Linked DNA regions of Homo sapiens: region 1 is linked to region 2. A link is an interaction called in ENCODE POLR2A ChIA-PET data of the cell type or tissue named here. Cell type or tissue: GM12878. All regions are shown on one strand.

Region 1 (4,000 bases), 270 kb after region 2:
GGCCAGGATGGTCTCGAATTCCTGACCTCAAGTGATTTGCCCACCTCAGCCTCTGAAAGTGCTGGGATTACAGGCATGAACCATGGCACCCAGCCTCCTTTTCTGAGGAATAACCATGCCTCCCACTGCCATCGCCGCCCTCCCCAGCACCTCCTAGGCACCCTCTTGGCCTCCGCTACTTTGCAGCTTTTCACATCACAGATGCCACTTGGGACCAGTGTTCAAGACTCCCAGTCAGGCCAGGGCCAAGCCAGGGTCCCCGCTGACTACACCTCAGCCTGCTCCGCCCTCTGATGCAAGGGAGTCAGGACTTAAGGGACTGGCTTAACTCAGCTGTATGCCTGCCTCAGACCAGGGAAGGGCTGTGGGGAGCAGCTGGGGCTGAAGTCATAGGGGGAAGCGTATAGGCAAGAGGCCTGGGCAGGCCAAGTGACCGTCTTAGGAGCAGAAGGTCGGGAGGCTTGGTTCTAAGAAGAGTTTCCTTAGTGTGCCGGGAGCTCTGAGCAGCTCCCCAGGTGTCCTGGAAGCTGGACTTCCAGGTCTATGGGAGGGGTGGGAGGGGAAGTGGTGGGAGGAGGAAGGAAAGTCAGTTCTGTTGGGCACCTGGGCTTCACGGACCTCCCCTCCCCCAGGGAAACAGAAATGGACAGGTCACCTGTTCATGCCACACAGCTGGGGTCCAGCCCCCACGGGGCAGCAGGAAACACAGACGTGACAGAACACTACCCAGAGTGGCACGGTGATAGCAACAGAGGGGACCAGGGAGGCAGGAGATGTAGGGAGAATCCAGAGAGTGAAAGAGACTTAAAATGCAGCTCAACCAGGCCAGGTGCAGTGGCTCATGCCTGTAATCCCAGCACTTTGGGAGGCCGAGGCAGGAGGATCACCTGAGGTCGGGAGTTCGAGACCAGCCTGACCAACATGGAGAAACTCCGTCTCTACTAAAAAAAACACAAAATTAGTCAGGCATGGTGGCGCATGCCTGTAATCCCAGCTACTCGGAAGGCTGAGGCAGGAGAACTGCTTAAACCCGGGAGGCAGAGGTTGAGATGAGCTGAGATTGTGCCACTGCACTCTAGCCTGAGCAACAAGAGCAAAACTCCATCTCAAAAAAAAAAAAAAAGGAGTAACATCTATGATATATATATGAAACAAGTAGAAATTTGATCATTGAAAATGGGTATTTAATAATTTTAAGGAGTCACTGTGTTTTTATATGTTTTTATTTAGGAGACGTCTCGCTCTATCACCCAGGCTGGAGTGCAATGGTGCCATCATGGTTCCCTGCAGCCTCGACCTGTTGGGCTCAAGCGATCCTCCGACCTCAGCCTCCCAAGGAGGTTGGGACTATGGGCATGAGTCACCATGCCTGGCTTTATTTTCTTTTGTAGAGACAGGGTTTCACTCTGTTTGAGACCAGGCTGGTCTCAAACTCCTGGCCTCAAGTGATCCTACTGCCTCAGCCTCCCAAAGCACTGGGATGACAGGCATGAGCCACCTCACCCAGCCTGGACTGACCCATTTCCAGAACTCAGTTGCCTTGTGTGTAAAGGCAGGAAGAAACTGACTTTATACTTTTTCTTTCCTTCACCACAGAACCCCTTCTTCAAACAGAAGCTTTGATGACAGCCAAATACACATAAATAAAAACAAAACAAGCAGCTCAGGCTGATGCAGGAGGTGGGTGGGGGGTGCTCAGAATTCAGACCTAGATCCCTGGGGTTTCCCTTTGAAATTCACTGGGTTGGGGCATTTTTGGGTCCTTTCCCAGGGGCGAGGCACTGAGTTTCAGTTCCTGAATACTCGGATCACTTCCCTTAAATGTATAAAGTGGGCAGGGGCAGGGGCAGTGGGGGCAGAGGAAGAGACGGGGGCCGCCAGTCCCTTTTGGCCTGAGCTGAGAGATGAAGAATGAGCCCTCCAGCCTCCCGGTCTGATCTGCCACAGGAGCAAAGGGAACCAGGCACACAGGCTGAGTCTCTAAGCAAGAGGTTTGGCACCGGGGAGGAGGCAGGTAGCCTAAAGGGATGGAGGGGACAGATCAGTGCCAAGAATGGAATGCAGCCCTCCCAGCCTTTAGGAGCAGCCATCCCTAGAGCAGCTGACAGGGACAAGCGTCCCTTCAGACCTGCAAGGGATCCACACTGCTGGGGCTCTCGGGTTCCTGAAGTCAGTGGGTTACAGGAGAAATTTTCCACATGGGGCAGTGCCTGGAGTTCCTAGGCAGGCCAGCAGCCTCCCTCCCTCCGCCGCCCACCCACCCCAGGATCATCGGTGTTCTGGCTCCCGGGCTGCACACACATCCAACAGGTTCCAGCTGCGGAAATTAGTCCATGGCCCTGTGGCCCCTGCTTTGAAGGTTCCATCCGTCAGCTCCGAAAGCCTCGGGCTCGGGGCCAGGACGAGGCTGCTGAAAGTCATCTTGAAGGCTAATGTGAAACATACACGGGCGCGACCCCAAACTCCCCAGAGCCCGGCTCTTCCGAGAGCTCACAGAACTCTTCCACATCACAGTTCTGGAACCTTCTCCAGCATCCTCACATTTCTGGACTGGTTTTGTATTTTGTTCCTCATCCGTGTCACACAGGTAGCACTGATTAGCAAGAGCACTGGTCACAGGTTCAAATCCGACTCTGCTCTACTGTTTTGAAATAGCAGTGAGGCCTGAGTTCGAGTGATACGCCCGCCTCAGCCTCCCAAAGTGCTGGGGTTACAGGGGTGCACCATGGCGCCTGGCCCCTCTCCCTGCATTTCTATCTGTCCTGGCAATTGGATGCCTCCCCTACCTGCCGCTCTGGCCTTGACCTCTCTCATGAGATCCAACTCAATGTGCCCGGAACCACACCCATCTATGTCCAGCCCCAAGTTGCTTTTCTTCTGGGGGTCTATTGGAAGCATTGTGTTCTCCCAATCACTGAAAGTCAAACCTACATGTGACTCTGATGTGCCAAGCACTATCTGAGCAACTCAAAAATAATTTGTCTACAGGCCTCAGTTTTTCCCATTTGTGAAATGGGGAAGCAGGACTGGAAGAACTCTAAGACTCCTTCCCGAGCTTAAAATGGAAAAAGTCTATGATTTTAAACCAACTTTAGGCCGGGAGCGGTGGCTCATGCCTGTAATCCCAACACTTTGGGAGGCTGAGGTAGGCGGATCACCTGAGGTCAGGAGTTCGAGACCAGCCTGGCCAACATGGCGAAACCCTGTCTCTACTAAAAATACAAAAATTAGCCGGGCGTGGTGGTGCGAGCCTATAATCCCAGCTACTCAGGAGGCTGAGGCAGGAGAAGCTTGAACCTGGGCGGCAGAGGTTGCAGCGAGCCGAGATCAAGCCACTGCACTCCAACATGGGTGACTTTTTTTCCATGACTCTGTCTTGGGGAAAAAAAAAACTTTAAAAAGGCCTGGCCAGCACAGTAGTTCACGCCTGTAATCCCAGCTCTTTGGGAGGCCAAGGCGAACAGATCACCTGAGGCCAGGAGTTTGAGACCAGCCTGGCCAACGTGGCAAAACCCCATCTCTACTAAAAATACAAAAAATTAGCCGGGCGTGGTGGTATGAGCCTGTAATCCCAGCTACTCAGGAGGCTGAGCCAGGAGAATCATTTGAACCTGGGAGGCGGAAGTTGCAGTGAGCTGAGATGGGGTCACTGTACTCCAGCCTGAGCAACAGAGTGAGACTCTGTCTCAAAAAAAAAGTCTGGGGACAAGTCAGCCAGCTTTGATTTCCAAGGGGTGAGAACTTAGTTTTTCTCCAAAACACAGTCCATCAAGGGCAAGATCCACAGCTCCTGACTAGCACCAGGCTAGACACCATACAGACACCCAGTAAATCTGTAAGGGAAGAAAGCATGGAGGAGGAGGAGGAGGAAGGGGGGAGGAAGAGAAAGAGGAGGAGGAAGAGAGGGGGGAGGAGGAGGGGAAAGAGATAACATGGGCTTTGAAGACACCCAGGGCCAGGTGCAGTCCTGGCTCCACTGCCTACCAGCTGTGAGGTTCGA
Region 2 (4,000 bases):
AGGGGCAACACCTTGGCCTCCCCACTGACTCCCACCCCCCTTTCCTCCGAGGACCACCATCCCTCTCTTTTCCAGGTTGGGATTAGCATTTTTATCTCTGCAACTGCCATCTCTCAACTATTTACAGAAGCCACCAGGATAAAAAGAGGCAACATAAAAATAGTTGCTCAGCAGCTTTCAGGATGGGGTGGGGTGGGGGTGGGGGCACTACAGAATCTTCTCATTTTCTTTCATTCCTTTTCAAAAGGGAAAGGATGTCAGAATTGTTCATCTTTTCCAAAAGGCTCTGAGACCACTCACCTGGGACAGGAACCAAGTCCCAGTATTTCTCAGTTCCCCAGGGTATAGCCTGTCACCAGCACCAATCCCCCCACCCCACCCCAACCAAAAGAGCGGGCTGGGTGAAGGGTCGAGCCTGCAGAGCCAGGGCGCCCCACTCTGCCCCGTTTCCGTCACCTCCTGGGCCTCCTTCCAGCTTTCCAAAAAGCGAGCCAGTTTAAAAAAACAAAGCAAAACTTTGGCTTTTCTCTATGCTTAAAATGTTTCATAATTGAAAAAAAAAAACTTCAGTGGCAATACTACAAACATGACTGAAACCGAAACACTGGCAGCTAAAATAATCCCTTTCCCATTTGGATCACTAACGTCCCCAACGGGGAAAGCAGCAGCCAGGGGTCTTCCCTACAAAATCTAACAGAACTCACATCATTTTAAAGATGTCTTTTTTATTATTATTATCTTGGTTTTGTTGAGAAAGGGGTCCAATCAGGGAAGAAAACAAATAATAATTCTAAATCTTATTTCTCAGAGCCCAAAACTATTCGGAAATGCTTTCCATCCCATAACCTGCCAGGGAAGGTGGACTCCACTCCATCAGAAAACGAGCATAATTTGCCAGTACAAGGAGCCAAAGTTGGGAGCGATGGCTCATGCCTGTAATCCCAGCACTTTCGGAGACTGAGGCGGGCGGATCACCTGAGGTCAGGAGTTCGAGACCAGCCTGGCCTACATGGTGAAACCTCGTCTCCACTAAAAATACAAAAATTAGCCAGGCGTGATGGGACGTGCCTGTAATTCCAGCTACTTGGAAGGTTGAGGCACGACAATCGCCTGAACCCAGGAGGCAGAGGTTGCGGTGAGCTGAGATCATGCTACTGCACTCCAGCCTGAGAGACAGAGCAAGACCCTGTCTTTAAAAAAAAAAAAAAAAAAGGCGGGGCGGGGAGCCAAGGGAGGCCTAAGACCTCAGGAAGAGAAGGTACATCAGGAAAGGATACAGATCCCAGAGGACCTTGAGCCTTGATTTTCTCATCTGTGAAATGGTGCCAGACCTACCTAAGAGGGTGGCTATAGAGTTGATCTTCTCTATGGCAGTCCCTAGTACACAGCGTGGCTCAAGCTAATTGTTCCGCAAAGATCACGTCCTCCCTTCCTTTCTGTACTCCGCTTCCCTTGTCTGGAACATGGAAGGGTTCAGGAGCTGATCTCTGCTGGCCTTCCTCTCAGGCCAGCTTTCCATTTCTGCTTTCTGGGCGGGTATTCCTGGCAAAGCTATCAGGACAGAATGGGCTGACTCCACTCACGGCCACAGGGCCGTGGCACTATCTCTCTGCTTTTCTCTACTTTGTGGATTTACTTACCTGGAAAAAAGTCTCACAAAATATATACTAATAAAATCACATGGGGACCTTCATTTAACAAAACAGGGCTGGTTGTAATGGCTGACAACTGTAATCCCAGCACTTTTGGAGGCCAAGGCAGGAGGATCACTTGAGCCCAAGAGTTTCAGACTAGCCTGGGCAACAAAGCAAGACCCTGTCTCTACAAAAAAATTAAAAATATTAGCCAGGCGTGGTGGCGCAGGGCTGTAGGCCCAGCTACTCAGGAGGCTGAGGCAGGAGGATCTCTTGAGCCTGGGAGGTTGAGGCTACGGTGGGCCATGATGGCAACACTGCACTCCAGCCTGGGCGAGTGAGTGAGATCCCATCTCAAAACACACAAAAAATCATCGTAACTGAAAAGAATGGAACTGAATAAAACCAAGACTGTCCCTGAAAATTGTAATGAAATGACCATGAATTGATCCAGGAGGCAATGGGTTTGTTTTGTTGTTATTGTTTTGTGGTTTTTTCTTTTTGACACGGAGTCTCGCTCTGTCACCCAGGCTGGAGTGCAGTCACACTGACCTCGGCTCACTGCAGCCTCTGCCTCCCGGGTTCAAGCGATTCTCCTGCCTCAGCCTCCAGAGCAGCTGGGATTACAGGCGCGTGTCAACACACCCGGCTAATTTTTGAATTTTTAGTAGAGATGGGGTTTCACCACGTTGGCCAGACTGGTCTTGAACTCCTGACCTTAAGTGATCCACCCGCCTTGGCCTCCCAAAGTGCTGGGATTACAGGCGTAAGCCACTGTGCCTGGCCAGCAATGGGTTTAAATGGGGAGCCACGATTCTTGCAAGGGGTAGGTAAGGGTGCATGAAGGGAATCCCGAAAACCTTGGGTTGGGAAACTGGTTCCTGAGTGATTTCAAGAAACCTTTCTTCCATCACCTGCTCCCTCCAAACAGAGTGACAAAAAAATGTCTTATGCCAAGAAGTTCATTAACTGAGGGGCTACAGAGACACGGGAATGGACAAAGTAGCCTTAAGACGCCTTTATGGTGGAAACAACCCAAATGTCTATCAATGGATGAATGTATACACAAAATGCGGTCCATCCACACAATGGAATAGTACTGGGCCGCAGAAGCGAATGAAGCACTGACAGCCACTATGGCATGGATCAGTCTTGAAAGCATGATGCTGAATGAAAGAAGCCAGACACAAAAGTCATATATTACATGATTCTATTTATATGAAATGTCCAAAACAAGCAAATCCAGAGAGACAGAAAGTAGGCTGGTGGTTGCCAGGGGCTGCAGGGAGGGGCACTGGGAAGAGAGAGTGACAGTTTAATGGGTACAAGGTTTCCTCTGGGGGTGATGAAAATGCTCTGGAACTAGACAGAAGTAGTGGTTGTACAACATTATAAATGTACTAAATGCCACTGAATTGTTCACTTTAAAATGGTTAAGTTTGGGCTGGGCATGGTGGCTCACGCCTGTAATCCCAGCACTTTGGGAGGCCGAGGCGGGCAGATCATGAGGTCAAGAGATCAAGACCATCCTAGCCAACATGGTGAAACCCCGTCTCTACTAAAAATACAAAAATTAGCTGGGCATGGTGTCACATGCCTGTAATCCCAGCTCCTTGGGAGGCTGAGGCAGGAGAATCGCTTGAACCCAGGAGCTGGAGGTTGCAGTGAGCCGAGATCACGCCACTGCACTCCAGCCTGGCGACAGAGTGAGACTCTGTCTCAAAAAAATAAATAAATAAAATAAAACAAAATAAAATAAAATGGTTAAGCTTATATTATGTGAATTTCACCTCAATTTTTTTTTTCTTTTGAGAAGGAGTCTTGCTTTGTCGCCCAGGCAGGAGTGCAGTGGCACGATCTTGGCTCAATGCAACATCCACCTCCCGGGTTCAAGCGATTCTCCTGTCTCAGTCTCCCGAGTGGCTGGGATTACAGGCACAAGCTACCAGGCTCAACTAATTTTTATTGTATTTTTAGTGGGGACGGGGTTTCGCTATGTTGGCCAGCCTGATCTTGAACTCCTAACCTCAAGTGATCTACCCGCCTCGGCCTCCCAAAGTGCTGGGATTACAGGCGTGAGCCACCGTGCCCAGCCCTCCTCAATTTTTTTAAAAAGAAGCCCTTACGAATCTCTACTAACAGGTCAGTAAGGCAACAAGCACAGCCTGAAAGAAGATCGGTTTCAAAAGGGAAATGCAATTTCCTCAACTGTTAGGAAAGAGACACAGACGCAAGGCTGAGGCTGCAGCAGCACCATGCAGCCAGCCGGCCTGAACCCCATATCCAGGTTCTCTAACCCCATCCAAAGAGAAGAAGTGAGTGGGAAAGCAAAACATGGAAGAAAAATAGCAGTAGGCCAGACACAA

Evidence for each region. ChIA-PET counts read pairs that join two places held together with the same protein. Peaks named below come from ENCODE experiments on the same cell type or tissue, not always from the same donor. Only the 100,000 strongest peaks of a DNase experiment are listed, where the experiment ranks them.
Region 1: POLR2A ChIA-PET joins it to region 2 with 7 read pairs; 3 of 35 experiments call an interaction of 5 or more read pairs at or near these places.

The regions. Positions count from the first base shown.
Region 1 is chr12:121,558,796-121,562,795 of GRCh38, forward strand. All of the region lies in intron 4 of KDM2B (lysine demethylase 2B), which reads right to left. Among named protein-coding and RNA genes, the nearest start is that of KDM2B-DT, 20 kb to the right of the region's middle. In GM12878, no CTCF peak of the experiment used is centred here; a DNase peak (open chromatin) is centred at 1,736; H3K27ac peaks cover 1,536 bases.
Region 2 is chr12:121,288,700-121,292,699 of GRCh38, forward strand. All of the region lies in intron 1 of CAMKK2 (calcium/calmodulin dependent protein kinase kinase 2), which reads right to left. Among named protein-coding and RNA genes, the nearest start is that of CAMKK2, 6.0 kb to the right of the region's middle. In GM12878, no CTCF peak of the experiment used is centred here; no DNase peak of the experiment used is centred here.